Regions from separate parts of the Mus musculus genome. Here region 2 is linked to region 1. A link is a loop called in an ENCODE intact Hi-C map of the cell type or tissue named here. Cell type or tissue: heart. All regions are shown on one strand. Links, peaks and the distances in the headings refer to the core of each region. The heading gives the core; the rest is flanking DNA. Region 1 overlaps Eefsec (eukaryotic elongation factor, selenocysteine-tRNA-specific). Region 2 overlaps Eefsec (eukaryotic elongation factor, selenocysteine-tRNA-specific).

Evidence for each region. Peaks named below come from ENCODE experiments on the same cell type or tissue, not always from the same donor. Only the 100,000 strongest peaks of a DNase experiment are listed, where the experiment ranks them.
Region 2: a loop joins it to region 1, with 1.9 times the contacts of the local background. A loop is called at or near these places in 3 of 42 quality-filtered maps.

Annotation. Positions count from the first base shown.
Region 1 is chr6:88,425,061-88,440,197 of GRCm38, forward strand. All of the region lies in intron 1 of Eefsec (eukaryotic elongation factor, selenocysteine-tRNA-specific), which reads right to left. Among named protein-coding and RNA genes, the nearest start is that of Eefsec, 14 kb to the right of the region's middle. In heart, for the core only: a CTCF peak has its summit at 6,351 (motif pointing left); a DNase peak (open chromatin) is centred at 6,351.
Region 2 is chr6:88,361,927-88,378,004 of GRCm38, forward strand. It overlaps Eefsec (eukaryotic elongation factor, selenocysteine-tRNA-specific), which reads right to left. Exons shown (of 7, transcript NM_023060.3): 2 at 14,278-14,485. Among named protein-coding and RNA genes, the nearest start is that of Eefsec, 77 kb to the right of the region's middle. In heart, for the core only: no CTCF peak of the experiment used is centred there; a DNase peak (open chromatin) is centred at 8,595.

The sequences.
Region 1 (15,137 bases), core at 3,193-11,192:
CCACAAGGAGGAAAACAGCCTGCCATCACTCTTCCACATGACATCTGTTCCCCTGAACCCAAACTTTTAAAACATGGCCCTTTAGGTAAATTTCCCTGATACAGAGGCAGTGAGATCTAGCCATAGATATTCAAATATTATCTACTCCAATTGTATCTTATTAGCAAGAAGCACACAGCCCTGTAGCCAGTGTGAATGCCTGTGCTATTCCAGTGCAACTGACCCAAGGCATTTTTTCCTTTCCCTTTAGTGACCGTGCTCCATGTTTGACCCCTCAAATTTATTTTAAGTAGTTTTACAAACAGCTTCCTCTCTCCCTTCCTCCTGATGCAGGCAGCAGCTCACATTTCTGCACACAGAACATATTTTGTCCACCTTGGGAGGAGACACAGCTTCAGTACAATCTGCATCATTCCAGAAACTAAAACAGTATTGGACTTTTATTTCAAAAGGACACTTAAAAATTAAAGCTGTGACTCCCACCCTATCTAGCATGTAAAAACAAGCATCTTACTTGCCTGTGTTCCAGCAAAAACGCCTAGAAATGTATGTAAAATCCTAGCTTCCCTGCTCAGCTGCACACCACAATAATCACACAACCAAATATCCAAAGCGTGTACGACAGAACTACCAGGATACAATAACACGTACAGTACCAAGAGGGACTGGTGAATGATAATGCCGTTACAAGCAGAGAGGAGTCATGGGTCTGCTGTACAACAGCAAGGTTTTGACAGCCCAAGGAAAAAAGTCCATCTGAATTCTGTTAGAACTATAGAGATTCGACATGAATTTCTGAACCAAGGATCTACACATGCCATTTTGTCCTTGGATTTTACCTTCTACCCATTCTTTGTTTCCACAAAGAAATTTCATTTAGAAACTTCACCATATACCAAGTTTGGAGCTAAACACATAGCAGGAAATTTGGCTGTCGTCTAGGAATTCCAGGCTGGTGTGGATTGCTAGGGAGGTAAAACTGCAGTTCTCAGCACCAGGGTCCAGGCTACTCATCCCAAAAACTTCCAGTTTCACTTTGTGCGATGGGAGTCTTTTCAGGAAAAGTGTCATTCATTGTGGGGAAATAAAATGACTTGTATATTTTAAATCTCCTCCAAAAAGACAAATGCTTTGAGATGATTTAAAAAGCCATGCCTCCAAAATGATAAAACCTTCGTGGGGAAGACCGGCCCATGAGTCTGGACTCCAGGACTTCGTTGGAGCAGCGTCAGTGGCTGCACTGCATTTTGCTCAGTTTCTCCTGTATGAGTGTGTACACACTAGCTCGCAGTCTGTGCTGCCCTTTCACACTTTAGCTCTCCATGAAACCTAAATGTATATATATATCTGTCTTGTAAGACAAATTGACAAAAAAATATGCCTTTCTAATTGTAAAGACACTTTAAACCCACTGACTTTCTGCCCTGTTTAAGCAAGTGGCAGATTGCAAGAGTGAAGCGCGTGGGAGGTTCTCCAGAAGCTGATGAACTGATAGGAGCTCCTGCCATCCCTAAACCGTTCCTTACCATCCTCATTGTCAAAAACCTTCACAGACATGCAAATGTGGGCAACTGAAAGTCATCAAGACCTTTAAAACCCCCATAAAGATTTGATGCTTTGTGATAGTTAAAAGCTTTAAAATTCATCTTTTATATTTGGTGCATCTGGACATGAGTACGTCCCCCAAATCAACAGCAACCTGGAGGAGGGGACATTCCCTAATTGAAGCAGTGTTTTAGAAAAATATCCCAAAGCTTTATGAAACCCTCACCCTCACCAGACTTACAGACACTGGCCTACTTTAGGCTCTTATATATTAAGCTATTAAGGGCTTCTAAAAACCTGGTTTTAAAATAGCAAATCAAGAGAAAAATAGATTTCCAAAATTTGTTCATATAAATTCATTTATAAGTCTGTCTATAAGAATGACCCATGGTTCAGTGCACTCATTTATACTACAGGAAAAAACTTACAGGGTTTTGGAGAAAGACTTCCATGCTTATAGCTGGCGATGGGCAGTCCCAGGAGGCTGGAAAGTCTTATCATAGTAATGAAAAGAGCAGCAGGGGCTGCAATTATGTTTACTCCCCGAATACTGTATACTAGATATATGTCTTCTCATCCTCAAAATGGTTCTTTGATTTTGAAGACGGAAGTTGAAGTCCAAAGAAGTTAGTAATCGACTTCAGATCATACAACAAACACTGAAACCAGGACTCAAATTCCATTTCCCTGGCTCTTGGCCTCAAGCCTGTCAACTCCACCAGCTGCCTTTATGTTTCTCTGTGCTGTTCTGTGGAATCTCTTCCTTGGTGTCAGATGTTTTTTAAGAAAGACTCTGTTCCTTGCATCACACATTTCCATGACCAGAGCCTATAGGCTTCCAAACAACACAGGTCATGGATCCCTGCAGATTGGCCTCTCCAGAGACCAAGCACTGCTTTTCACACACCAACAGTCCATGTGTCTCTCCGTCCTTCTGTTACCTCACCTTTCACCACCACGGCCTTCCTCTAAACTCCACCACACTGGTGAAGTATGTTAATTTAGTCTCAGACAGAGACAAGCCTGTGTATATTATACATGGCATCAAACGCTGCTTATCTAGTATGCCTCCCACCAAAGGACAAGGAGAGTTTCTGACAAGATTTATTTTTATATGTATACTCTGATAGGATTTTAAAACCAAATTATACCTGTCATAAATTTACTGATTCAGATAAGCTCTATGTACAGCTTCACTTGTGGGATTCTACACACACACACACACACACACACACACACACACACACACACGTAATTATTCTCCCATTTTGAAGACAAGAAAACTGAGGTTGAGAGCTTAACTCTGTTAAGTAAGCACAGCAAGAGCAGAGCAAGGAAGGGCACAGACCTGGGTCAGTGCCAAGGCTAAACTGTGTGTCCCACCAGGAGCTCCCAACTGATACAGTTTCCCTCCCTCCTGAAAGACCTGGCAAGCTTCCCTCTGCAGAAGGCGTTTCTCCAAACAGGACCATGTCTTTTCCTTCGGGCTTTCCAGAGCCTGCATGTGTTGGGCTGGCAGAGCTCATATACCTGGGACTCATTAAATGGCAAGCAACTTTGAATTTGATCAATTCTTCCAGAGAGCCTCCACCTGGCCCAGAAGCCCAGGCCTACTTTACCCAGAGGTAAAGCCCATCCACATCCAGCCTCCCCCAAAGCTCAGCGACCCTGACATCATCCTGTAACCATGCACTGTCCTGGCTACTCCACAAGGAACTGTACAACCACACTCCAAAAGCAACATGCAGCACTTTGCACAAGCCAAGGCAGAACAGGGCAAGCACCTGGTATGGCCCTTGAAAGCCACGATATATGCTGGAAAGGAGATACAAGACCACACAAAACACCCCAGCATCAGGGAATCTCCAAACTATGACACTGAGTTCCCTGGGACTAGCTTAGACAAAAGCAGGGTCTCTATAGGGCAGCAGGAAAAGAGGGAGGAAAGGGTAAGCAGGGGAGATGCAGGAGATGAGAGAGAGAGGAAAAGGAGAGGAGAAAAAGAGTGGATGCCAACCTCAGATGGGAAAAAGCAGATGTGTTCTCCATCCTGTTCCATCACCAGGGAAAGCAGGGAAGTATTCCCCCTTCCTCTTCCTCACCTTAAAAAATAAGAATTTCATTTCCTAGGGCTGGAGTAATGGCTCAGCGGTTAAGAGCACCGACTGCTCTTCCAAAGGTCCTGAGTTCAATTCCCAGCAACCACATGGTGGCTCACAACCATCCGTAACAATATCTGACTCCATCTCCTGGAGTGTCTGAAGACAGCTACAGTGTAACTGATATATAATAAATAAATAAATCTTAAAATAAAATTTAAAAAAAAAAGAATTTCATTTCCTTCTCTGAAACATCATTCTTGCATAAATTAAATGTTATTTCCTGGTGCCAGCAGTGCTGAGGGAAAGAATGCCTGACCATCCCAAGGACCCTAAAAGGCAGCTATATCCTGATGCTAAACCCTGCAGGCCTCCAACCCCCAGGCACAGGGCCTGAGAGGTCGGCATCCATTTACTGGTATCCCAGTTGCTACTGCAACTCTCACATACACTCAGGGTATGTCCCCTCATCTGGTAAAGAAAGCAAGATTAGGGAAGGCTCATTTATGTGATCACAGGATGGCTTGCCCAACATTCCCACTTAAGGTCTTTGGGCTTCATGTGCATAATTTGATATAATTCACTGTCTATACACCTCTTAGCTCCCTATGAAGATCTAGAAGCAGACCTGTCTTCCCTACCCTCCTAACAGAATGCAATGCTTAAGGCACAACATGCAAAGCTTATGGAGTGGGACAAACACAAGAAAGTCGACTGACCTCAAGACCCAAACAGAAAACTGTCTCAAAATTTCACCACAAGCAATGCTTACGGAGGGAACTCTACTATAAGGGAACTCGTCAGAACAATGACTCTATCTACATTCCAGACAGAACAGCACCCAGACCATTCTCTCAGAGATACACTCTATCTCTGTCAGCATGTGTCTCTGGTGCACCCACATATTGCTTGTTACAGGGGTCTCACTCATTTTGCTCCCTCTGAGCTGACAGAGACGGAACAAACACACAGCCTAGCTGGAAGTGACCACCTAGAACATGGGTCTCATTCCTAATTGCTAGCCCTACTATGGAAGTGAAAGGACGAAGCCACCCAGAGCCACACAAAAACAACTTCTCATCCCTGACAAATGAGCTTCTTTTGTAAACGAAAGGCTCCAGCATTTTTCAAAAATTCTGTTCCTAGAAAAAAATGTTTGGTGAGCCTCTTTTACAAACCTGATGCAGCAAAACCTTTCTTTTAGACTCAGACCTAACTAGAAGTCATGTGGGTCACAGAAAAACCTGTGAGTGGCCACCCACTAACACTGCACTCAGTGCTGTGACATTCACATTTAAACTAGAAGTCATAGATCAATTAAAGACCACAGGGGATGTCATATCCCTCCTCAACTACTTATGTGGCACCACTCTTACAGACATACTCCCTTTGGATTACATAAGACTAGAAGAAGACGTCTGATTCTATACAGGGCTCAGCCTGGAACTGCCTGTCTCCTTGATTGCTGTCAGGGGACTGAAGTGGTGGACAGCCCTTTGCATCTGGGTCTCACTATGCTTTGTTGTGAGATGATCAAGGCATCAAGTAAATGAGCAATATGGGAAGACCTGGCTTGTCTCCAGTCAAAAATGCTATCCTTGTCTCTATCCTCCTGTCTTATAGCACCCACTACTCCTGACACTCAAGCTGGTCAAGCCTCGGCTCTGTGCATGAGCTTTAAGAGCATGCTCCTGATACAGTCGTCCTATGCAAGACAACTGCCTCCACCTGGGGTGCACGGGCAGCTCAAAAGCCCAGGTGGTTCCCATGGGGATGCCAAGACAAGCTATGGCCATCCTATGCCTTTCCTCCTTTTGTTTCCTCAAGCTGCTGCCATCTGTAGCATTTCATCAGTGAGTGACACCAACATCCTAAAAACACCTGAGATCAGGAGGTGACTGAGGACAGGAAGGGGCTCCCAGTTCTGTAGCAGCTGAAATCTGGTGGGGGCAAGAACTGCATTCCAGCATGTGTCCTGCTGGTCCAAAGGTTTCAGCAGAAGAGTACCATGGAAGAACTGAAAACGGGAAAATCATTATTTAAAAAAAAAAAAGGCATAGTCAATCAATCCCGGGACACCAGGATGCAGGGGAGCCACCTTACAGAATGCAGGGAGCCACCTTACAGAATGCAGGGAGCCACCTTACAGAATGCAGGGAGCCACCTTACAGAATGCAGGGAGCCACCTTACAGAATGCAGGGAGCCACCTTACGGGGGAAGGCAGAATAAAAGAAACAGGGCGGACTGCTGACGTACACACCTTCAAACGCTTCAAAAGTTAAGGCAGATAAGCTTTACATTGATGTGAAAAGGGGAGAAAATACATTTGACCTCTTGCTCCAAACAAAAATCTGCCCATCTGGTTTTTAATTAGGAAGCCGGTGTTTTGCTTCTGTGACACTGTGTAACCTCTGCTAGTGTTGTACAAGACTTGCAACCATATTTTCATTGATTTAAAAAAAAATTAAAAATAAACATTGAAAGAAACAATATTTTTCTTTTTAGGAAAAAGAAGGCTAACAAGCAGCAAAGTTTTGAAGGAGTTGTGTATTTAAAGGCATATATGAGAACTCATCACAACCTTGACTTACAGTTTATTTTGTCTTGACTACATCTGAGGTCATTCTAACTCTGCTGACCTGTGAACCAGCACATGATCGCCCGTCTGAGACTGCAAGCAAACACTGCCCTCTTGTGCACCAACAGCTCTAATCAGCACAGGGTGTGTCTACCCACACCTAGTGGATGGCGGCGTACTGAGTAGAGCTGGGTCTCCCAGCCTAGGGACTTGTCAGGAAAAGGATGACACACATCTGTTACCAGAGTGTTTGCTGTGCATCCCCAGATTGCCTTCTGAGGCAGATTTTGAGATAAGAAGAAGGAAGCTCCAACTGGAGAAATCAGACCTAATGCAATAGATTCTCATGGTTCCTAGAAAACACTCACTCTTCAAAAAGCTGCTGGTTATCATGGGAACTTTTATTATGCACTTTAAAAAACTTTGAGAAATGATTGATGAACTTGCAATAATAAGTAAGTAGCACTTCCATTTACTTAAGAAGTCTGCACAAGGGAAGGAAACCCATTAGGTTCCAGAGGAGAAAAGAATCCCTCAGGTTACAGTTGCTCTAGTGACTCCCCCAAAGCAGACACAATCACTTCCTGGAGACCAAGCTGGAATCTCAAGAGAGCTCTGAAGTCAGTTACTATTCCCCTGTTTTAAGGAAAGGGAACTAGGGATGTGGCTCAGAGGCGGGGCGTTTGCCAGATCCTAGGTTCAATTCCCAATACGGCAACAAAAATAACACAAAGAACTTAAGAAAAGGGCAGAAGACACCTGTGCTAATTTAAAGCCAGTAACTCCTGCTCAGCAGCAAGCTCAGGGGAACAAGCTTCTCTGAAGTCAGTTTGCAGTTCTGTTCCAAACAACAGATCATCAGAACGTCAGCACCCACTCTTCCACCTCACGGGCACAGCTTGGAGACCAAACCATAGCAACCTCAGTTCTCCTGAAAAGGCAAAATCTGTCCCTTCCTGACCCTGTGTGTTATCTTTCACCCAGGACATCCTGCAGGAGGGGTGGTGGGAACATCAAGGGCAGTATGCTCAAGGAGACTAGCAAAGTATGGCCAGCTCCGTGACTGGATGGATGCCTTACTTGACATCTCTACTGTCCACTCAGGACTGCTATCTTCCCACCCTGTAACTGGAGCCTGAGATGCCAGTGTGCCAGTGTACCACTGGTCACACTACAGAACAGTGGAACTGGCTAACTACTGCCATGCCAGAATTGCCTGCCAACCCTATTTCCACCTCAGCCCATTGCTCTACTACAGGAAAGTAGTACAGAGTGTTCCCAGTACACAGGAGGCCTGAGATTCGATTCTCCAATACTACAATAAAAACATTAAAATTTTAAGAAAAGGGCAGGAAACACCCACATGAATCTGAGGCCTGGTAACAGAAACCGGCAGGACTAAGGACACATAAAAGCCAGTAAAGAAAACCTGGTATGGCCAACCACCTGTAGAGGGCTAGTGTGAATGTCTCTCTGTGTCCATGGATCACAATATACCATTGCTTGTCCTCCAGCAAAACCAGGGCTAACAGAATCCAAGTGTGCATATCTGTCCAAAGATAGCCATGACTGCCTACCACCCCCTCTCCCCATTACAGACCAGCCCAACCTGCCCTCCTCAGAGCCACTGCAGGCGCTGCTCCTCTGACATGTAGTATCCATCCCCAACTCACCAGTCACAGGCCCCACACTTTTCCAGAATTTACTTTCAATCCTACTGCCTCAGGAAGGTGTAAGGGAGATACCCCAAAGCCAACAGTCCTGTACTGTCCTTGGTACTGACCATAACTCACAATCTTTATGGTTTTGTTACTTCCTAATACCTGCCTCCCACCTGTCTGGGAGGCTAGGGTAACTTCTGCCTTCCTTGCATGCAGATCTCTTAGGGACTGCTAAATGAACTTGATAACATGATGATGAAACTCTTTCTGTGTCATCAAACTTACAGAATAAGGTCACCTAGCCCTACCTTTAGGATATTAAGAAGCCCAAGGAAAGAAATAAAGCCAAGAAGTCAGGCAAGGAGGTTTTGCAGCCTGCAAGCCTGCTTCAAATGACACATGACAAGTAAGGTCTGGTCTCAATCACCATATGTTCATGAAACCAGCAGCAAAGCCCACAAGGACTTTGTGCTAGTACCATCACAGTCACATCAAGAGAAAACAAACAAGTAGTGGAGGGTGAACTGGCTAACTGGGGGAGGAGAGAGAGGCAGGATGGAACAAGCATCAGCAAGTCTTGAACATCGACAGGGCAGAGCAGCACCAGAGCTCTCCCCCAGACTTGAGGAGTCTTGCTGACCCCAGGAAATTCATCAGTATGTGGTCTTTCATAGTGATCAGTTGAACCCCATAATCACTGCTGACTTCCCAGGTTCCTAAGAACTTAGCACTCCGGGATCTTACATTCAGCAGGCTTGCTTATCAGAGCAAATCAGGTTTTTGGCCATGGTATCAGACAGGACGTGACAGAGCTGAGGCTGCCCACCAGACAGCTGGAGGCCTCTCTCTCCTTCACCAGCATCAGCCATGGGCTTGCATTATGCTCATTTCCCCATCCATGAGCTCTGGGGCAAGTTTAAAAGTTCCCCTCCTGACTCAGAATCAGGTCTGAATTAATACCCTTCCTCAAAAGAAGGCCAGTAGCAAAGTGAAAACAGACATACTAGACAATGCCCTTTGAAAGCCTCAGCAGGGACAGAGGGTGACAATGCAGCCAGTGGCTCCGAAAGAAACCTTAAGGTTAAAGGTTCACAAAGGCATAAGAATTACCAAAGTACAAGTTTGTTCAAATTTCCTCCTGCAGATTTAAACAACCAGGGTCAAGCTGAAGATTGCTGGCAAAACCCTGAGACGACGCAGCCCTTTTGAACTGCAGAGAGAAAGGAAAATACACAGCCTGGGAGGGATCTACACTATAGCTCTTAAAACTGTTCTTGAAAGGGTCACCCCTGTTAACTCAAAATCAGCCTGCTGAAGGATGTTTGAATACTGGTTCTCTTAAAAAAAAAATGACAAGGGGTGCTGGGCCCTCGCTGTGTGCGGCGAGCCACACTGAGGTCGCCGTGTTCTCGGCATTAGTGTGCTGACCCTCTGTGGGCCGTGAAATTAACCATCAGCATGGCAGAAATCTGCTATGAGTTAAACTACTTTGCTACGCAAAGTGGCCTGAAAATGAAAAGTGAGGATTGAATTTCCATTGAAAGATTAACTTGTCTAACCTCGAGGCAGGCTTCTTCCACTGTTGAACTTTGGGCAGTCCCTTAAAGCATCACAAGAGTAGGACTGCTTGGTGCAAGCAGTAGGAAATGACCTCTTCTTCATCCATCCATCCATCCATCCATCCATCCATCATTCATTCATTCATTCATTCAATAGCTCCTGAGTGTCTACACATATGCATTAGTTATTCAAACTGGGCCAAGTCCTATCCTATCTCCTTAGAGACCAAGTTAGAAGATAATAGACCCAGCCCTCAGAAGGTTTACCCACTAAATACAAAATGAGTGAGATGGAAAAATTCAATCCCTGAGTATTCACAGGATGCAGGAAATCATAAATGAAGTTACCTAGTCCAGCCTGGGAGGGAGACAAGGAGGTTCCCCAAAAAAGCACTTGTTAGTCGGGCGTGGTGGCGCACTCCTTTAATCCCAGCACTTGGGAGGCAGAGGCAGGAGGATTTCTGAGTTCGAGGTCAGCCTGGTCTACAGAGTGAGTTCCAGGACAGCCAGGGCTACACAGAGAAACCCTGTCTCATAAAACAAAACAAAACAAAACAAAACAAAACAAAACAAAACAAAACAAAAAGAAGCGCTTGTTATCAGAAGGCAGAGCCTGAGAGAGCATATTCTGTCTACACAGAAGTATCCAAAGGGTGTCACGTAGTCCCAGTGGGAGAAAATGCAAATCTATCAGAAAGGACCACATTATGTCATGATGTGGGGCTTGGGCTTTCGGACAGTAACTGAAAGTTTAAGCAAGGACCTATGGAAGGTACCTAGGAAGAGTTTCTGGCTGCAGACTCAAAGCTATGTAAAGGGAAACTGAGTTCATCCCGTCTAGAGCTAGGTGAAGCCTATCCTAAGCAGCAGTTGTACTGATGGGACTTCTAGAGGTACAAGGTCAGCAAGTGAGTCCTGTGAGGAAAAGGAGAAGGAAGACTGAGAGTCATCTCACAGCCCATTCTTTGAAGCACCACTAGGAAGGCAAACAGGGTGAAGGGGCTTGGCAGGTGTGCAGACCAACTAATGAGCAAGTCTGGAATACCAAGGAAGGCAGAGAGCCCCAAGCTCTTTCCCAGGAAGATAACAGCCCCCAGCACCAAACCACACATAGAGGAGAACACCAACCCTAGTCCGTTGTAGGAATGTAGAACCAGCCATTTCTCAGTTCATCCAGGGCTGCACTGTCAGCTGCACTGAGGCAAAATTTGTGTCCCCACGCCTCAGCAGCACTAGCTTAACACAAACGCTCCAAGGCTTACAGCCACACCACTGGGCTACACAATCAGAACTTTACTGAGTCTGTTACTCACTTCCTCTTTTGTGAACTTCATGCTCTGGTCCTGCCTTGTCTGACTTGTCTCTAGCTGAAATGTCTCCTTTCTTCGACACTGGTAAGTTTTCAACAATATTCAACGGGAAGTTCTGTTGGAAATGTGGCTGTCCTTCACAACAGGTTGTCAAGCTCTGCAGTAAAGGGGCATCGGCAACAGGGAGCACCGCTGGACACCAATCCCTGCCAGCCTCTGCTTTTCTAGTCTCTAGATGTCAGGCGGAAGTGTTAAAGAAACAGAGCCTTCTTTCTTAGGCCAGTCTTTCTCCTCTAGAGGTAAGCTCTGCAGACCATCCCCGAGCGTGCCCTAAGCCATCACTCCAAAATAGGAAATACTGAAGTACACATATACTAGGCCTCTGGTGCCTGTGTCAAAAGGGCAAGGAATAGGACTCACCTGAAAATGACCACAGTAGAGTGACTGTCTTCAAGTGTCACAATGCAATGCAGACGAGCAGTTTTAGCTCTAATATCAAGGTCAGATGGCCAAGGGCAGCAGTCATTGACCTCTCCTGGGCTTTAAACCTACAGCAAAGGCTAGGCCAGGCAGGTTCTGCGACTAAGCAGAGCAACATTAGTGCATTTCCCGCACTGATTTTAAAAGAAAAAAGTCAAGTTTATCTTTAGGTAGCACCTGTGTGTGCTGCCAAATAAATATCCTCAGGAAGTAGGTTAGAGACAAAGGAAATCATTTTAGTCTTCCTGAAGGCCTCAAGAAAAGAGAGCATCATCACAATATGGTGACAGCAAAAGGAGGAAAGTCAACGGATCGCAACAGCAAAGTTGTTTTTTCTGCTGCCAAGAGGAGCATCCCATTAGCTAAGTCCTCCCTCCTACCCAGTGAGGCCACTTCAAAGCAGCAGGAGCCTAACTGCACCGCACAAGAAATGAAAGACCCAACTAACAAAAAGCAAAGCTCAACCGGTCCAGGAAAGAATGGTGAACAGTGAATGGTGGCGCTCACCTTAATCCCAGCACTCGGGAGGCAGAGGCAGGTGGATTTCTGAGTTTGAGGCCAGCCTGGTCTACAGAGTGAGCTCCAGGGCAGCCAGGGCTATACAGAGAAACCTGTCTCGAAAAACCAAAAAAAGAAAAAAAAAAAGAAAAAGAATGGTGAACAGTGGTGCAAGGACGGATGCTGAGAGAACCTGTGCTTGGGACCAGACATCTCATGGGCCATGTCTAGAAACTGCTCTTCAGGAGCTATGGCTTTCTCCTTATATGGACATGGATAGACATGGATAAGGGCGTGACTGCAATCCTGGACAAAGCACAGCCAGGAACTAGGCTAGGGGAAGCTTGAGGCAGCTCTCACCAGCTGAGACCTACAGCAAGCTGCTTAGGTCCACCAGAGGCTCCCTGACACAGGCTTTGAGAATACAGTAAGTATCTGGGGTCTTGAATGGTGTCTAAAAGGTAGTATGTGTCCTCCAAACATATAATTACCCTCTTCTGAAAGGCAGAAGCTCTGTGGCCTTGCTTGGCATTCCATACCAGCACTCCAGAGCTCTGTATTCCTCCCGCCTGTCTGCTTGCTTACTGTTGGAAGAGCACATTCAGGACACTTGGCCTTAAAGCCGCTTGACCTGAACTCTTTTTCAAACTCGAAGGGAGCCTGTAGAAACCACTACAAGGACCCTTGGTTAAAACACACTCTCTCCCACAAGGTACACCCAGCTCCTAAACTCTATCCCAGACAACCTCTAGCCACTGGACCTGTTACTCTCTCCCTCTTTCATGACTCCATGTTCTAGTCCTGCCTTGTTTGTCTGCAAGCTGGGTTCTCTAGCTGAACTGTCCCCATCTTGTCAGTAAGCTCTCAATTACCCTACAAAGTTACAACAAGATATCCCCTCCTCCCAGAAGTCTTCCTGGACTGGCCTAGCACCTCATCACACTTCCTCACCAGATGCACCTGCTCTCACACCCCAGCACTTTGCTGAGGCTATTCCCTGTGGCTATTCTGCCTGCAAATCTCCAGATCATCTGTTTAGGCTTGGCTCTGTGTCCCCATGGGAGGTTGGGAGGGGGCTCCTTCCTGCTTGTGCCACAACACACTCACACATCACATCACATGATATAGGTTCTCCTGATCAAGACTCTTAACAACTTAACTATATCTTGTATCTTAACTGCCCATTCCACTCCTCCCGCCTCCCCTGACCACAAAACCCTTGAAGACATACACAAGGTTTGTATCTGGCTTCATATCCAAAACAACACTGCACAGCTATGCACATAGAACCAAAGTGAATGGATTAAAAACACTAAGACAACTGGGCATAGTGGTATACATCTTTAATCCTAGCACTTGGGAGGCAGAGAAAGGCAGATCTCTGTGAGTTCAAGGCTAGTCTGGTCTACATAGTAAGTTCCAGGTCAGTCAGAGCTATGTAGTGAGAATCTGTCTTAAAAATAAACAAAAAGGGGCTGGTGAGATGGCTCAGCGGATAAGAGCACTGACTGCTCTTCCGAAGGTCCTGAGTTCAAATCCCAGCAACCACATGGTGGCTTACAACCACCCGTAATGAAATCTGATAACCTCTTCTGGTGCGTCTGAAGACAGCTACAGTGTACTTATGAATAATAATAAATAAATATTTTTTAAAAATAAACAAAAAGGACTGGAGAGATAGCTCAGTGGTTAAGAGCACTGATTGCTCTTCCAGAGGTCCTGAGTTCAATTCCCAGTAATCACGACCATCTGTAATAAGATCCGATGCCCTCTTCTGGTGTGTCTGAATACAGCAACAGTGTATTCACATATATTAAATAAATAAACCTTTAAAAAAATTTTTAAGGGGCTGGTGAGATGGCTCAGCGGTTAAGAGCACTGACTTCTCTTCCGAAGGTCCTGAGCTCAAATCCCAGGAATCACATGGTGGCTCACAACCATCCATAATGAAATCTGATGCCCTCTTCTGGTGTGTCTGAAGACAGCTACAGTGTACTTACATATAACAATAAATAAATCTTTAAAAAAAATTTTTTTTTTAAGCAACAAGACCCAAACCCACCAAGACATCACCATCTGAACCTCTATTACTACAAGTCCCTAGGAGAGGGGTCCCCAAAGGTTAGGTATGGCACAGAAAGAAGCAACTTAGATGATTTAGTAAGGTAGTAAGTATCTTTTTTATCACAATTAGAAACAGATTTTATTTTTGAAGAGATGAAGTATAGTTACATGCTACAGTATGGGTTAACTTTAAAAAGCATGCTTGAAACTGGGAATGCCATAATGCCAGCCCCTGGGAGGCAGAAGCAGGAGCACTACAAGTTCAAGGCCAGCGTGGGCTACCCAGTGAGACCCTTTCTCAAAACAATAACTACAAAGCATGTCCCAAACCCAAGCCAGGCACAAAATAATTCCATTTCTGTCAGAGTCTAAAATCTACAGAGCTGTGAAGGAGGCTGGCAGCTGCCCAGGTCTGCAGAGCCGACTGTGAGCAAGCACAACGCCTCTTTGTAGAGGACAGCCATGCAACTCCATAAACACATGGGAAAACACTAAGCATGCTGAACTACACGTTATCTGAACTAAACTGCTTTTAAAACCATCATGTACTTTCTGTGAGGCAGCCAGGTAGAGCTACAGAAGACACAAGCATCATCCCTACCCCATGGTGCTTCCAGCCATACAGTACTGTATGGTCCTTCCAACAGCAGAGGACAACGTGTTGCTCGGTTCAGACTGGTTCCCAGCCCTATCGTGAGGCTGCCTTCAAAATCCCACTCTCCCTGGAACTGGGACTATAAGGTAGCTGAAGGCCAGAGCTAGAGACAGCATCACCTTCTACATGCTACCAAAGCCCTTACTGGGAAGGGAACAGAGAATCATGAAAGGCTCAGTCCCAGCCTGGCTGAGGTTCCACTGAACAAAAGAATGACCAAGAATGGCTAGGTCCTGGGGCTTCATTGATAGGTTATCTTCCGAAACGCATGCCCAAATCTTACCCTAGCCTGAATGAAGTGGTTCCGAAGGAAAACCCAGAGACACTCACTCAGATGCAGACAGGAGACGTTCAGCAAAAAGCTTAAAAGCAATTAATTTTAAGTGATCACAGCTTTACCAAAGCTGTGGCTACAATTTCCTTCTGACTTTGATTATAACCTTCCAGCAAAATATTTGCCTCAAGAAGGCAAAGTCTTTGCATTATTTTCTATTCCTAGCATGACTACAAAAATATTCTTTGATTTAACATTTGATATGTTTTATTCTCAAGGGCAAGCCCCATGAGAAGAAAAATGTACCCCAACGGAATGAAATATGACTACCTGCTTCCATTTTTCTTTCCTGTTGGTTCCTGCTCAAATATTCTGCATTAATTTAAACTCAAGACTGTGTCTGATGTTGTGCC
Region 2 (16,078 bases), core at 4,443-12,442, 62 kb before region 1:
GAGAAGAGTAAAAAGCTTAGCAGGAAAAGGTAAGGAATCAGATGCTCAGAGCTGGCTTAGAAAAGCTCTCACATATCCTGAGAACTGGGGTGACCACAGGCACAGGACTTGCATGTTCAGGAGAGACGTAGAAGAACGTGGGCCCTCACCTCTGACTTCAAGGTTCTATGCAAACAGAGAGTAAAAGCTAAGGCACAGTTAACTGCTGCTGGAACTCTTGACAGCTTGGCTCCACATGTATACAGAAACCGTCCTCAAGGAGCACCCTACATCCAGGCATCAGGGAAAACTGTCCTGTCCTTAGTGATCACTGAGTGGACACCTCAGGGTCTCCATGACAAAGAATAACGACTTTCCACAATCTGCCCAGAAAAGTCATCAAACTATTAACAAAGTATAGTGAGGGTTTATGTAACTTCTAATACTACTTCATTATGCTATTATAAATGCCTAGGATTCATTAAAAATTTATTTTACAGCCAGGCACAGAGACCACAGTACAAGCCTTTAATCCCAACACTCAGGAGGCAGAGGCAGGCAGATCTCTCTGAGTTCCAGGACAAGTTGACTTGGTATAGGGTGATTTCCGGGACACTCAGTGCTGCATAGAGAAACCATGTTTCAAAAAACCAAACCAAACCAAATTTATTATACAGGCATAGTTCAGAGTTTTTTGATTTTTGTGTGTCTGTGTGTGTGTGTGTGTGTGTGTGTGTGTGTGTGTGTACGCGTGCGTGCGCACGTGTGTTGCTATGATATAATACAACTTAATAGAGAAAAGGCTTATTCTGGTTTGGTGTTTCAGAGTCTATTACAAAGGGGAGGGGCATGTTGGAGCAGAACAACTCACCTCATGATAGCCAGGAGCACCACAAAGAGAGAGAGGGAGAGGGGGAGGGAAGGGGGAGGGGGAGAGGGGAGAGGGGAGGGGAGAGGAGAGGGGAGAGGGGAGGAGAGAGGGGAGAGAGGGGAGAGAGGGGAGAGAGGGAGAGAGGGAGAGAGAGAGGGAGAGAGAGAGAGAGAGAGAGAGAGAGAGAGAGAGAGAGAGAGAGAGAGAGAATGCCCATGATTTTTTCATTTATTACATTTGGCCCCTCACCTATGGTATGGCTGCCAATATTCAGAGGGGTCTTACCCCTTAGTTCATCCTCTCTGAAAACACCATCACAGTCATACCCAGAAATGTGTTATGTTAGCCTTCTAAGCACTTATCAATCAATCAATCAATCCATCAAGCTGACAACCAACATTACCCATCACAACTGCAAAGAAGCAAGAGAAGAGTCCACATATAAGAAAGAATTAATAAAAAACTGTCCCCAGGAAGCTCTCCCAGACTTGATAGCAGGTTCCCTCCCCCCCACCCAGTGTGTTCAAATAAATGAACCAAGTCTAAACAACTTGACAATCCTCCACCACAAGAGAGAGTGTAACAGTTGGTGCAGATCTCTATAGGTTTGAGGCTAGCCTAGGCTATGGAGAGTGCTTCAGAATGGCCAGAGTTACATAGAGACCCTGTCTCAAAATACACACACACACACACACACACACACACACACACACACACACAGATATACTGTGACAATTTCCTCCAAATTGAAACACTTATTCTTCTGTGATGCTCATTAAGACTCAGGAAGTTCTAAAGTAGACAGGTTCCTTAGGAGTTAGGAAGGAAACAATGGCAAGTGTCAGGAAGTCTCTGAAATCAGATTCACAGGGCCCTTCCTTCCCTAGGTTAAGTAAGCCTTATGCTTGCTAAGGAGAGAGAGCCAAAGCTGTGGGGCTGCCTGCAAGTCCCAGAGAGCCCCAGGCTCCCAGCTGTCAGCAGCAGGTCACTCAGGGGGTGTGGGAGTTTAGTGGTACAGCCTCCTTAACACTGCCCATGCTCTTGGAGTTATGTAGCCCTAATAAATTCAGCAACGTGCTAAGGTGGACTTTGGTCTGTCATCAGTTCCCTATCTGGGGTAAGTAGATGCTTGTTTTTTTATCACCCTAGGTAAGTTAACACAACAGAAATTTTTTTAAAAATCCATAGTTTGGAAATGCAAGAACTGAAATGAAAACTTCAGTCAGTAGTGAAGGTCAGGAGGGGATCTGGACATGCAGAATAGAGAGCTGACAACTGAGATCGATCCATCTGGGGAAAAGGAAGGAGAGAACCCAGTTGCAGTGGCAAAGCTGTGTCTCAGGCAAAGCAACTTAAGTACAATGGTGGTTTATGAAGCAAGAAGAATGAATGGAAGCATCATGGATGACAAAATCATGGTCTGTTCCTTCCCAAATTTGATGAAAATATTAACCTGCACATTTAAGAAGCTGAACAAACTCCAACCGTTAACTCAAAATCTACAACTAGGCAGAAAACAGCCTTGGCCGTTGATGAGGGCATTTCCCCAGCTTGGGAAGAAACCATCTCATATGTGAGAGCAGTAGTGCATGGAGCTGGTCCCAGCCATGGAGACCAGGAGGATGTCATATTTAAAGTATAGGAAGCCTGTCAACACAGATCATATATCTAATCAACAAATACGCTTCAGAAAATTAAAAAGAACACAGAAGTGACATGTAGCTGAGGAATTCTACTATACATGCCCACAGGAATGGAAAGAGGAAATGAATACATGTCCACGTGTGCCTTAGTTACTTTCAGCACTGGGACAGAATACCATGATCATGCCAGCTTATAAAGGAAAATGTTTAATTAGGCTTATGGTTTCAGACAATAGAATCCATGACCGCAGCACCAGCAGCTGAGAGCTCACAAATCTCCCTGAGGAAGAAGGAGAAGGAACAGACAAAGGACTCACAGTTCTGTATGTGGCAAAGGCTACCAGAGTGTCACCGGGTTCCACTGTCTAGTCCGGTTTTGAAGAACAAGTGATGGCAAGTAGCAGAGGAATTAGTGTCCTTGTAAGGACAATCAGCATCAACACAAGGCTCTGCAGTGAGGCTTCTAAGACCAGAGCACTGAGCTCTAAGTACTTCCTGGCTCCTCAATTTCCTCCCCATGACACTCTGAGTGTCCGTTTACCCTTGTGCCTCAGTTTCCTCATTAAGATGATAGTAGAATCTCTGATACAATTACTTCAAGCCCTGAATGAAGTACTGCAATGAAAACATCTCATCAGGTACCCAGCACGTCTTGTGAGTTCTATATTATCTAAGAAATGAATGAAAGGTTCTAGAACAATCATGGTTTTGCCTTTGTGTCTGACAGTCATTAAGGATTCAGCAATTAATGTCTATAATTTGTTCTTGTTTTCTAATAAAATTGTAACAGTATGTATTTATTTTACATAGTGTTCCAGTTTCCTTTCTGTTGCTATGTTAAAATAATCTAACAAAAAGCAACTTAAAAGGATAAAAGTTATATCTGCCTTTCACTTCCAGACCATAGTCCTTCACTGATGGACATCAGGGCAGAAACTCAGTGCAGTAAGTAGAAGCAGACACTATGAAGAAATGCTACTTGCTGGCTCACTTTAGCTCCTAAGCGCATGCCTAGCTAGCTTTCTGATACACTTAAGGACCATCTGCCTAGGGATAGTGCCACCCACAGTGGGTTGGACCTTCCTACAATAATTAGCATGAAGGCTGAGGGAATGGCCCAGCCATAAAGAGTAAAAACATTGCCCTTACAGAGGACCAGAGTTCAATTCCTAACACCTATATCAGGCAGCTCAAAGCTTCAATTCCAGGAGAATCTAATGTCTATTCATGAGCACAATCCTACATAATTTAAAACACAAAACGAATCAAGACAATTACTCACAGACATGCTCACCAAGCAACCAAATCTAGACAGTTCCTCAACTTAGAGGCTTCTCCTCTCAGATGACTCCAGGTTGTATCAAGTTGAAAGGTAAGGCTATCTAAGGTACACAGCAATAGGATGCACAGACATTTTCTTCATGTGTACCATGAAAGTGGACATACTTACCAGCCACTCCCCTTTTTGTTATTGCTATTCTTTCTCACAGATAGTTTCATTTCTACTTCCATATCTCACATATCCATATATGGTTTTATGTGTCTATATGATATCTAGGATAGAAAAATGGGAGGAAAATACATGCCATGTATTTTTGACTCTGATTAAATTTTGATGGTTTCTGGTTGCATTTATTTCCCTGCAAATGACATAATTTCATTATGTCTGAACAGAACTCCATTGGGCATACATAGGCCACACCTATTTTATCTAATCCTCTGTTGACAGATACCTAGGCTGATCCCATAACTCAGGTAATTGTAAATATTGTTCCATGAACATTGATATGCAGGTGTTTCTGTTGTAATTTAAAATGATAGAAAATGGCCAGAATATTGGATGTTACAATTACACCTATCATGTAACTGGCTTTTAAAATTATAACTCAAAACTTTATTAATGATTCCTAGAAGACTTTTACTTGTTATATTTAACAACATATAGTCTGTGTCTTTAAAATTATTTATATGTTGAAATTTGATAACACAAAATGAGACTTTTCTCATGATACAATCAGAAAATTACATTAGCCCTTCCAAAATAAAAAAATTAATCAGGCTCCCAACAATTATCATACAACAATTATATTGAGAACTGCACATACTAGCTCAGGCTTAGTTACTCTTTTTTTTGGGGGGGGGGGGTTGAGACAGGGTTTCTCTCTATAGCCCTGGCTGTCCTGGAACTCATTTTGTAGACCAGGCTGGTCTTGAACTCAGAAATCCGCCTGCCTCTGCCTCCTGAGTGCTGGGATTAAAGGCGTGCGCCACCACGCCTGGCTTTTAGTTACTCTTCTTAATCTGGCCATACAACTTAGGTTGACCACTCTAACCCAGAGCTGGCTTTGAAACACTTCTCATCATTCACTAGCTGTGTGACCTAGAACAAGCTACTGAAGCCAGTCCAGCTTTAAGATTTCCTTCCATCAAAGTGGTCTGGAGAAGTGACATCCACCTTGTGGGGTCATGACAGAGGGAATGGAAAGCCCCTACCAGAATAGTTCTTGGTACCCAAGTGCACCACAAAGACCTGTCATCTCCTCCATACCCTACCCACACATCACTTCATCCAAGGAATCCAAGACAATGGGAGTGACCATTTGGGGAAAACTGAAATTACACACAAAGCAGGAAGCATACATATTTCAAAATCAGACCATAAAGAGGAGATGCCCCAAATTCCAAATACAGATGTGCTCACACAGCAAAGACACCCTAGACAGGCGGGACAGATGCCAGCAAAGCACCACAGAGGAAGAAGAGGGCTGGGGCGTATGAATGTGCTTAGTCTTCTGTCACTTAGACACTAATTCTATTAGGTGAACATGAATGCAAGTGTTTTCAGTGAAAATATTATGCTTAAGGTATGAATGTGTCATTTTAAAAATTGTTAACTGCTCTAACAGACTTTTTAAAATTAACTAATGAAAGCCCAGTCTCTGGGGGACCAAAAAACGTCTACTTTTGAAGCTACAAAAATAAACACAAGAAAAACAAAACAAAGCTATTAGTGTCTAGCTAGATACTGTTTCCCACTGAAGGCACAGAGCCTGGCTAAACTTAGGGATGCTATAAAGACATGGCAGGACTGAGCTGAGGTGTTTCCTTGAAACAGGTAAGAAAGATGTAGAGACAACCCAGTTTAGTGTTCTCCAACACCATGGCAGCTGTGCCACATCAACCTGCCTGCACTACAGTGAGTCACACACTCCAAGTCACGTGTCTTTTCTTTTCTCAAGATTCTTGGCCACTGCCATTACTCCCACTATCCTGGTAGGTGCCCAAGAAGAGGTCACTGAAGGGATGAGCCCTGGGAAGAACTCAGTACCACTAGACCCCACTGCCCATGTCGAGCCTTTTCAAGTCCCTTTGACCAAGTCTGTCCCTCACCCAACCTTCATCTGCTGAACTCTTCTCAAGACCTCTGCAGGTCTTCTTACAGCCTAGATTTTGCTTCTCTGTAAGGAAAAGTCCTCTCACTAAAATACCCTCTTATCCAGCGATTTCCAAAGAACCCAGTGTCTGCTATTCCCATAGCTTATGCTTAGTTTTCTTTTTCTTTTTTTTTAATGGTTATTTTATTTGTTTACATTTCAAATGTTGTTCTCCTTTCCTGGTTTCCCTCTGTAAGCCCCCTATGCCATCTCCCATCTGCACTGCCTCTATGAGAATGCTCCTCCACCCACACACCTACTCCCATCTCACCACCTTAGCATCCCCCTACACTGGGGCATCAAGCCTCCAAAGGACCAAGGGCCTCCCCTCCCATTGATGCTAGATAAGGCATTCTTCTGCTATAGCTGCAGCTGGAGCCATGGGGTCCCCACATGTGTAATCTTTGGTTAGTGGTTTAGTCCCTGGGAGCTCTGGGGGTGGGGGTGGGGTCCAGTTAGTTGATATTGTTGTTCTTCCTATGGGGTTACAATCCCCTTCAGCTCCTTCAGTTCTTCCCTTAACTCTTCTCTTGGGGTCCCCGTGCTCAGTCCAATGGTTGTCTGCGAACATCTGCATCTGTATTGGTCAGGCTCTGGCAGACCCTCTTGGGGGACCACTATACAAGGCTCCTGTTAGCAAGCAATTCTTGGCATCAGCAATAGTGTCTGGGTTTGGTGTCTGAAGATGGGATGGATCCCTAGGTGGGACAGTCTCTGGATACATTTTCCTTCAGTCTCTGCTCCACTCTTAGTCCCTGTATTTTCTTTAGACAGGAACAATTCTGAGTTAAAAATTTTTGAAATGGGTGGGTGGCCCCATCCCTCAAATGGCGGCTGTGCCTATCCCCTGGGTATGGTCTCTATAGCTTCTGTCTTCCCTGTGTTGGGTATTTCAGCTAATGTCATCCCTGTTGGGGCCTAGGAATAAACCTCTTGCTTCCCTGGCATCTGGGACTTTCTAGTGGCTTACCCTCCCCTCCTCTCCCCCCACCCCCACAGTTCCCCATACCCCACTGCTATACACCACCATTCAATTTCCCAATCCTCTGTACTTCTCCCCTGTCTCCTCCCACACCTGATTCTCCCCCTATCAGGTTTTGATGAAATCTCACTTGTACCAGGCTGTACAAATGGCACACAACTGAACCCAAGGATTCCTGGAGCCATGGGCAAGCAAGGGGCTAGAGCCCTTGCCAGAGTTTCTACCTCTATGTGACACTAATAGAAATAGATGCTTTCTTCTGATCCCTGCTTCTTGACACATCACCAAAACCTATTCCTACATATGTCCTTCATGTCCTCAAGAGAGTCCCTGCCTTCTTGGGCTCTTGCACCTGCAGGCCTCTCCCTAGCTAATACATAAAATCAAAAAGCAAAATAAAAGTAAATACCCCAGCCCTGCTCTATACACAGAACTAGGCACATGCTCAGCAAAGAATCCCAATGCCTAGGAGCAGGGCTTGGGTCCCTACAATAAAAAACTAGGAACCGGCCAGGGCTACCAGAGGCCTAGTGTACCATCAGCCCTTCAGGAGCCAGAGTCCAGCACCTTCTACACAGGAAACAGGGTAAGGAAGTTCTGTTATAGGTGACAAAGCTCTGGAACTAGAACCCAGCAGCATACCTACTCTGACTCTGCTTCCAGCCTCAGGTCTAGGGCCGAGTGTGTTTTCTCTCTCTCTCTCTCTCTCTCTCTCTCTCTCTCTCTCTTCTCTCTTCTCTCTCTCTCTCCTCTTCTCTCTTCTCTCTCTCTCCTCTTCTCTCTTCTCTCTCTCTCTCTTCTCTCTCTCTGTGTCTCTCTCTGTGTCTCTCGTTCTGTGTGTGTGTGTGTGTGTGTGTGTGTGTGTGTGTGTGTGTGTGTACATGTGTGTATGTATATATCATGCAGAGGGCTCCAAGGATTTACTGTAAACTATCTGGAAATTCAGTGGTTTTTATCCAAACCCTTCTGGGCAACACACTGCTGGGTGCCTGACCATTTTCACCACACTGAGACAGTTGTACTACTTTCTAGGCCTGCGGCACATGAGCCACCCTGGCTCTTGGCACAAAGAGGAACGCTGTCCAGGAATCCCTAGGCTGCTGTGAGGTTCCAAAAGAAGGGCTCTAACCTGATAGCAGCCCTCAGCCCTGTAATGAAATCATGGCTGACACCAGAAGCATTCAAGCACATCTCCTGACCCACTGCCATCTCCTCCAGTCTACCCACACAGATATATCATAGTGCTCAGTGGTCCAGACACACCAACTGTGCACCCAGACTGACTTCCACCAGCATGCGGTCCTAGATAACAACACATATACACATATTATATTATATATATATATATATATGAATTTATAAGTCATGTTAAAGAAATCTAAGCAAACAGAGTGAAAATTTTAAGTTTGGAATAGTGGACTTCCAAAATGGCCATCATTTATCAAGTCTTGTTTTCTCAGCAGTCAAGCAAGTTGCAAAACTGACCTCTGGGGTAACTGTATGATCCAGCTAACTTAATGATCTGTGTGTGGGAATCCCTGGCGTAGTGCCAAGCCTCCTCATTACAGTTTTCCCTGCTTAGAATTTGCTACACGCAGGCTGCCAAGCGTTTCTCCTCGAAAGGCTATGAGGCTAAACTCACCAGCTCCCGATTCACAAAGCAACAGTACCTCAGGGAGGAAGTATTTCCCAAGAGCATGTGGCAATTGGCCACAGCACCAGTGTGATGCAGGCCTGCAGAGTACACAGAGTCATAAATGAATCCCTAGAGACTGAGAGTAAGGCCAGGTCCAGGGAGGTTGTCAAGACCAGGGGAGCCTGGGAAAAGCAGGGCTCTACGCTGGCTGTAAAAGAAAGAGAAAAGTATTTTAAGAGAAGAAAGAACCAGGAATCTGGAAGAAAGATGCATCAAGTGTGCTGTCAGATGATAACACTTATGGGAAAATAAACAGAAAAGCCCAGAACACCGAACAGTGTCACTGTGGTGATAACAACCACCTCCAATTATGTCCATGTGGAAGAGACTGACAGGGATCCTCCGAGGAAGCATTTTAATTTGCTGCACTGGGGAGATTGTGAGTATATTTTTATCTTCTATTCTGATTTCTGTTAACATTGATAAATGTTTATGCAAGAGTAATTTTAAATGCTTTCAAAGATAAAGAAATCACGAAGAAAAACAATCAAAGAGTTTGACTACACGAAAATTAGAAACTTGAGATGCTGAAACAAAAGCAACTGAAATGGTTAGAACAAATGCTGCAGCCTCGTTTGCAGCAAGTGTGATGGGCAAAGGGTTAGCAAGGTCCTCACTGACATCAACACTCCTGAAAAGCAAAAGGAAAGGTTAAAATGCCAAGAGGTGAAGAGACAAGGCACACATGTGAAAATCACAGACGTCCAACTGCTTACTGTTAACTCCCTCAGTAGTCACCTGCAGACTAAAACCAGAGTGAAACACTACCTCCATCCTAAGTCTCAGATCCATCTTATACACATAGCCAAACGCGGCTGCAGAGACCCGTGTAATATGGAAAATGTTCAAATGTTCACAAAGGGCTTAAGCGTTCGTGGCTTTTGCTTCCATGCTCTCACAGCTGAGAGTCTACCACAAGGGAATAACTGCAGAGATAAAGTCAATGCTCAGTTCAGGTTCACCTGGGTACAAAAAGAAAAACTGAGCCCCGTCTACAGGGTGAGAACAGAGTGCTAGTTACTTAAGAACCTGCTAGGTAAAACAGTAATAAACACAGAAACCAACATTAAAAATATGCCATGACAGCCAGGTGTGGTGGTTGGCCTGCTCTATCTACAGAGTGAGTTCCAGGACAGCTGGGGTTACACAGAGAAATCCCGTCTTGAAAAACCAACCAACCAACCAACCAACCAACAAACAAACAAACATGCTGGGCAGTGATGGCACACGCCTTTAATCCCAGCACTTGGGAGGCAGAGGCGGGTGGATTTCTGAGTTCGAGGTCAGCCTGGTCTACTGAGTGAGTTCCAGGACAGCCAGGGCTAGACAGAGAAACCCTGTCTCAAAAAACTGAAGAAAGAGAAAAAGAAAGAGAAAAAAACAAACAAAAAAGAGGCATGATTACAATTGTTATTTTAAAGGAATTGAATTCATATAACATTGACACACAAAAATGAGTTGTTTTCATATTTTAGAGATAACAACCCAAGTGAAACTAAAAGTGTCTACATTTGCAAAAACCTCTGCAAAATTAAACAGTGATAAATCCAGCTCCGAGAGGGACCTGAACAATAAAAGTTATGAAACACTGAGGAAAGAAATCAAAGCTCTAGACTAGTGGTTCTCAAGCATCCTAGTGGTGTGGCTCTTCAATGGAGTTCCTCATTTAGTGCTGATCCCTCACCATAAAGTTATTTTGTTGCTATTTCAGACTATAATTTTGCTACTGTTATCATAATGTAAATATAGCTGATCTGCACACACCTGATATGACCCCTATGAAAGGGTCATTGGGCCCCCTCCTAAGGGGTCACAACCCACAGATTGAGGACCACTGATCTAGACAGATGGGGAGACATTCAGTGTTTGTGGATTGGGAGAGAATACTGTTTAGGAATTGTCTTAGTTAGGGTTTTACTGCTGTGAACAGACACAATGACCAAGGCAAGTCTTATAAAAAACAACATTTCATTGGGGCTGGCTTACAGGTTCAGAGGTTCAGTCCATTATCATCAAGGTGGGAGCATGGCAGTATCCAGGCAGGCATGGCACAGGCAGAGCTGAGAGTTCTACATCTTCATCCAAAGGCTGCTAATGGAAGACTGACTTCTAAGCAACTAGGGTGAGGATCTTAAGCCCACACCCACAGTGACATACCCATTCCAACCAGGTCACACCTATTCCAACAAGGGCACACCTCCAGATGGTGTCACTCCCTGGCCCAAGAATATACAAACTATCACAGGAATCAAATGCGCCAGTGTTACCTTCAGATCCCTATGAAAACTTTAGCAGCCTTTTCAGAGGCAAGGAAAAGCAGATCCTTTAATTCATACAGAAGTGTACAAGTTTCAGCCAGCCAGAACAGTTTCAAAAAGGGTCAGAGCTATGGGGATTCTGTTTCCTGACTCTGAAACACACCTCAAAGCTAGCTGTTAAAGAGGTGAGGAACTCCCATACGAGGAATCTACATGAATGGACTAGAGTTGCAGTGGATTGAATGAGAATTTCCCCCATAGGCTTAGATATTTTGCTTTGTTGGTCCCTAGTTGATGGCACAGTCTGGCAAGGCTTAGATAGTACAACCATGCTGGAGGAAGCACATCACTGGGCTTGGCTTTGAGAATCAATGCCTTGTGCCCCTTCTGTTCACACTTTCTGCTTCCAGCTCCTGCATTTGAGGACATGAGCTCTCAACTTCCTACCTCTGCCGCCAGGCCTCCCTGACATGATGGATTCCTCTTATCCTTCTGGAACAGTAAGCCAAAATAAATTCTTCCTTCCATAAGGTGCCTTTGTTCTGGCATTTTATCACAAAACAGCAAGTGTTGAGAGACTATGAACACCCCAGAGCCCTCACATATGGCTGCTGGGAGTGTGAATGGTATAGCTACTATGGGGGCATTTCAGAAGTGCCTCAGAAAGGATAGATACAGACTCCCGAACAAGCCTGCCCCAACTCCTAGTACTAGGGTACATAGCTCCAGAAGGACTGAAATCAGAGTTCATAAGCAGTTCATCATTCCAACAGCTGAGAGTAGCCCACAGCCCATCAATGGCGGGGGGGAAAAGGGGGGAGACGGAGATAAACACATGGCACAAATATAACAAAGCAGGCTAAGTCTTGGCAACAGTATTCTGATAAAGCTGTAACACAGACAAAACTCAAATGCTCTATGAAACCCATACATGACTACGGGTCAGGCAAAACATGAAGACAGAAAACAGAAGAGACTGTGCAGGGGACAGGAGAGTTACCACCCGGGAGAAGTTGACAAGGATTATAGAAAGGTCTGGGTGGATGTACGCATGCTGAATGCATCAACTCATCGGATTATTCACCTATAGATGGTAAAACAGTAGTCAAGTGTATTCTGCCACAACTTAGAAAAAAAAAAAAAAAAACAACAAAACAAAAGAACTTGGAAGAGTACAGGTATCACATACCTGTGATCCCAGCTGAACTCAAACTCTAAATCCCCTGCCTCGGCCTCCAAAGTGCTGGGATCAATGAGTATTAGAGAAGTGCTATACATCTAAAAAGATAGGAGATCACAAGCTCGAAGGTCAGCAGCTGCTATTTTTTTTTAAAAAATCATTAGGTAGTCCTGCCTTTTAACTACTTTTCTCTATTTTCAATATCTTCTATTAAAATTGAAACTTCAAGTAGAGAAAAATAAGTTTGTCTTAAACATTTTTCAGGTTTTGACTATGTTGGGGTCCACCATTCCACATTTTTGTTCCTCGAATTTAGTTAACAAGGACAGCAAACGGAAGGAATCGACACTGAAAATGATGCAGCAGAGCTCTTAATACTCAGTCTGGGCACAGGGCCCCAGGACGCCACCCACAAGCAACAGCCCTGCCCTCTGCTGCCGGGCCGCTGGGTATGGGAGGAGAGAAAGGGCTCAGATACCTCTCTGAGGACAATTTCCTCTTTCAGTGTGGTAAAGTTCATAATTTGGCCTCCAGCCAATACATTAAAATAGGAAAGATGACTTAAAAACAAGGAGCACTCTCCCCTCCCTGTGATTGGTCAGAGCTGCAAGTGTTTTAGAAGTGCCCTTGGACTCCTAAAGTCCCTATCCATGAAGCAAGTGAGCTGGCGCTGTTGGGGTTTACGCGAGTCTCCAAAAATGTGCTCGCCCCTTTCTGACAAGTAAATCAAATGGTAGGAAGATCAATAACTCTCTAAAAAGAAGATATAATTTTTATCTTCCTTTTTACAGTCTCATATCCACTTCCGTTAGGAATAACGAAGTCTGAATTCTTATGCAACACTTATCTAAATGTGTCGATTTTATCAGATTGATGAATTTTGCTAACAAAAGGCAGAGCAAGGAAATCTTTTATGACATATATGGCCCATTCACAGGGCTGAAGCTTTAATTTAACCAACTTGAGCATTCTGAGAGAGAGCTGCAGGTGTTGGATAGGAAAAAAATCATAAATGGGAAGGCATATCAATCTTTATGACAGGGAAACAAAAACATTCTCCACTTGCTTGCCCTCCACAGGCTGGAGAAGGAGAGGCACAGGAAGAAGATATTGTCTCAGGCAGCATAGCACAGAGGAGCAAGCCCTGTCTCCCAGTGACAGATCTTCAGAACTGACCGAAAGGAGTGGCCAGAGAGAGGGAGGGAGGGAGGGAGAGAGAGAGAGAGAGAGAGAGAGAGACATCAAACAACAAGGCACGCCAGCTCTGTGTGCTCAGCAAAGTGACTAACTCATTTTCTTGGCCACATCAGAATTCTGTGGCCCCTTGAGCCCTGTGGCCTCTAACTCTTACTTCCTAATGTTGCCCATAGCTCTGATACTTTGCTACCCCAACTGCAAAGAGGCAACTGAGGTTTTCTATACCTTCTTACAGTCTTATCTCCTCCCTCTTACTTGACCCTCAACCACACACAGCCTTTTATTCCCTTGGAAAACCCCACAACCATTGGCCCACCTCCTCTTTTTCTCATGGGCCTGATTCTGCCAACCAGGCTTGCTTTTCCCCTGTAGCCAGTGATGGTTACAGAGTGACCATGCACGCTGTAAGGGAAGTTGGAGGCATTTTCAATAATTTAGAAGAAAGAGAAAAGGTGTAAGTTAGAGAAAGCAAGAAAAGAAACACATCCCTCTCTGAAATGAATGGTAATTATATCCTCAGTTTACATGATATCTCTCCCACCCCCAGCCCCCGACTGGCTGCCAGCAGAGCTGACAAGACTCTTCGATTTTTGTCCTAGTTGACAATGGAGGCATCACAAAGCAGGTAGTTGGAGAACATGATCCCCAGGCTCTAGCACTGAGGCCTGAGTTCTCATGGAGCAACACAGCATGGGACCCATGCCCTCGGTTCCAAGAGCTAGAAAGCTGGGCGCACATCTGAGGTCTAAAGTATAGCCTTGTAACTGGCTCTTAGTACATACATAGGAACATTTCCCAGAGCTCAGAAATGACAGGTTTAAGACTGCTCACCAGAGGAGGCCAGCCTCCACCTGTGCTTCTCCCACAAGTAAGGGCACCCCATTTCCTTATGCTGCAGTGCTTTCTGGGATCTTAAAAGCATGTTAGTCTTGCTTAGTGCAGCAGCAGCTGTGTGAATAGGCATACTCCACTTACCAGGATGGGAGGCTGACCTGCCTGCCCAGACCTTACACATGAGCTCTCATTAGCAAACCTACTTGGTGTTCTCAAGAGTCTTCTGCATTTTCTTGGTCATTTTGTCAATCGCTGCCTGTCTCTTCCCTTCTGCTAACAGGTCTATTTTGTTCAGCACCACAACCAGCTTCTGGCAGGCGATCTGGCCAATCACAAGGCACTCTGCGGACTGTGTCTGCATTCCCTTGGTCACATCAATCACGAGCATCATCAAATCAATGATCTGGGCACCTGGGGCAATAAAAGGTAAGGTTAGGAGAAGAGTTGGCTAGTGAGACTCATAGGAAGCCACCATCCTAGTCCCAGAAAAGCACTGCAATAGTGGGTAGATGGGGAGGAATGGCTGATACTTCCTGGCCAGTCCAAGTTATACCTGGCATAACCTCATCCAACCAAATGAGCATCAGGAGTGGCAAGGAAGCTGAAGGCCTTCTCAGGACCCCATGGCTGTACACAGCAGGGCTGAGTTTGGATAAGGAATGCCTGGCTCAAGAGCTCTCCACCTCCCTGTTGGACCACTGCTCTCATTTTCATTTCACTCAACAAGAGGGATGTTGAGCAGGAAAGACTCCAATACCTAGCTACCTGCCCTTACTGAGAAAGACAGCAAGGCTTAAAAGTACAGGGCCCCCATCAATGTATAGAGGGATAAGAGGGTCATTCAGAGTGCTTTTCCCCACAGTATTGGGTTGCCTACAATTGCTTCACAGCCTGATGCTCACCATCATTACCTTTGGTCCTACACCCCGGTTATGGCACTTCTGTTCTTTCTAGAAGGTTGGATCACCCAGAAGTGCTATATGCACGGCTGGCTGTGTATATACTTACAGCATGTCTGAGCTGGACAATAGGAGGTGCTCATATGACAGAGGTGTCAGTGATAGGAGAGTGCCAGCTACTATGTTTTGAAGCAGAGTGACCATGCATGCTATAAGGTAAGTTGGAGGCATTTTCAATAATTTAGAAGAAAGAGAAAAGGTGTAAGTTAGAGAAAGCAAGAAAAGAGACACATCCCTCTCTGAAATGATGGTAATTATATCCTCAGTTTACAAGACCTCCTCATAGGGACTTTTCAGGACCACACTATGATCTCTAGCAAGTCTGAAGAAGCTTGCTCTGAAAGTGAGTCTGATGATCAGCCCCACCTACTGCTGGGGCAGAAGGGTGCCAGGAAAGGAAAAGGTCTTCTGTCCCTGGTTACCACACCAGCAATGCTTAATCTTCATTATACTGTTTCAGGTGCAAAACACACCAGTACATGCTCAAGGTCACATGGCTGCCTGGCACTAAAGAGAACAGCTAAAGTAATTGGCCTGCTGCTCTCAGAGGACTCCTACTTAGTACTAGCTAAAGCCCTGGCCCCAAGGAACAGCAGTGTGTTTGACTGTAGGCAGGCCTGACATGGCCAAGATGTCCTCTTTTGCCAGCCTCCTCTTCTATCTTGCATGGTCAGGTAAGAATACAATACAGCTGGAAGTACAGGTGTACACAGCAGCATCAAATGAGACATGTCCTTGATTAATTCACTGGTTGGTAAGCAGTGTTCCAGATCCCTCTACTGCTGTGTGAGAGACACTGCCTCTCCCATTTCTATGAACAGAACATATTACCACAACCCTTTTCACAGAATGGAAGCAAAAGGCCCCACTATGCAATGGATACCAACTTGCCTCTGGTAACCATCTCCATCCCAATTCTAGTCAGTTGTTATCTAGGGACACTGCCTCAGACTGGCTTTCCACAATCCATCCCTAAGAACTTTAGAACATCCAGAAGAACTTACTAAACATACATAACTGATCCACAGTGCCAGAGACCTTTAAA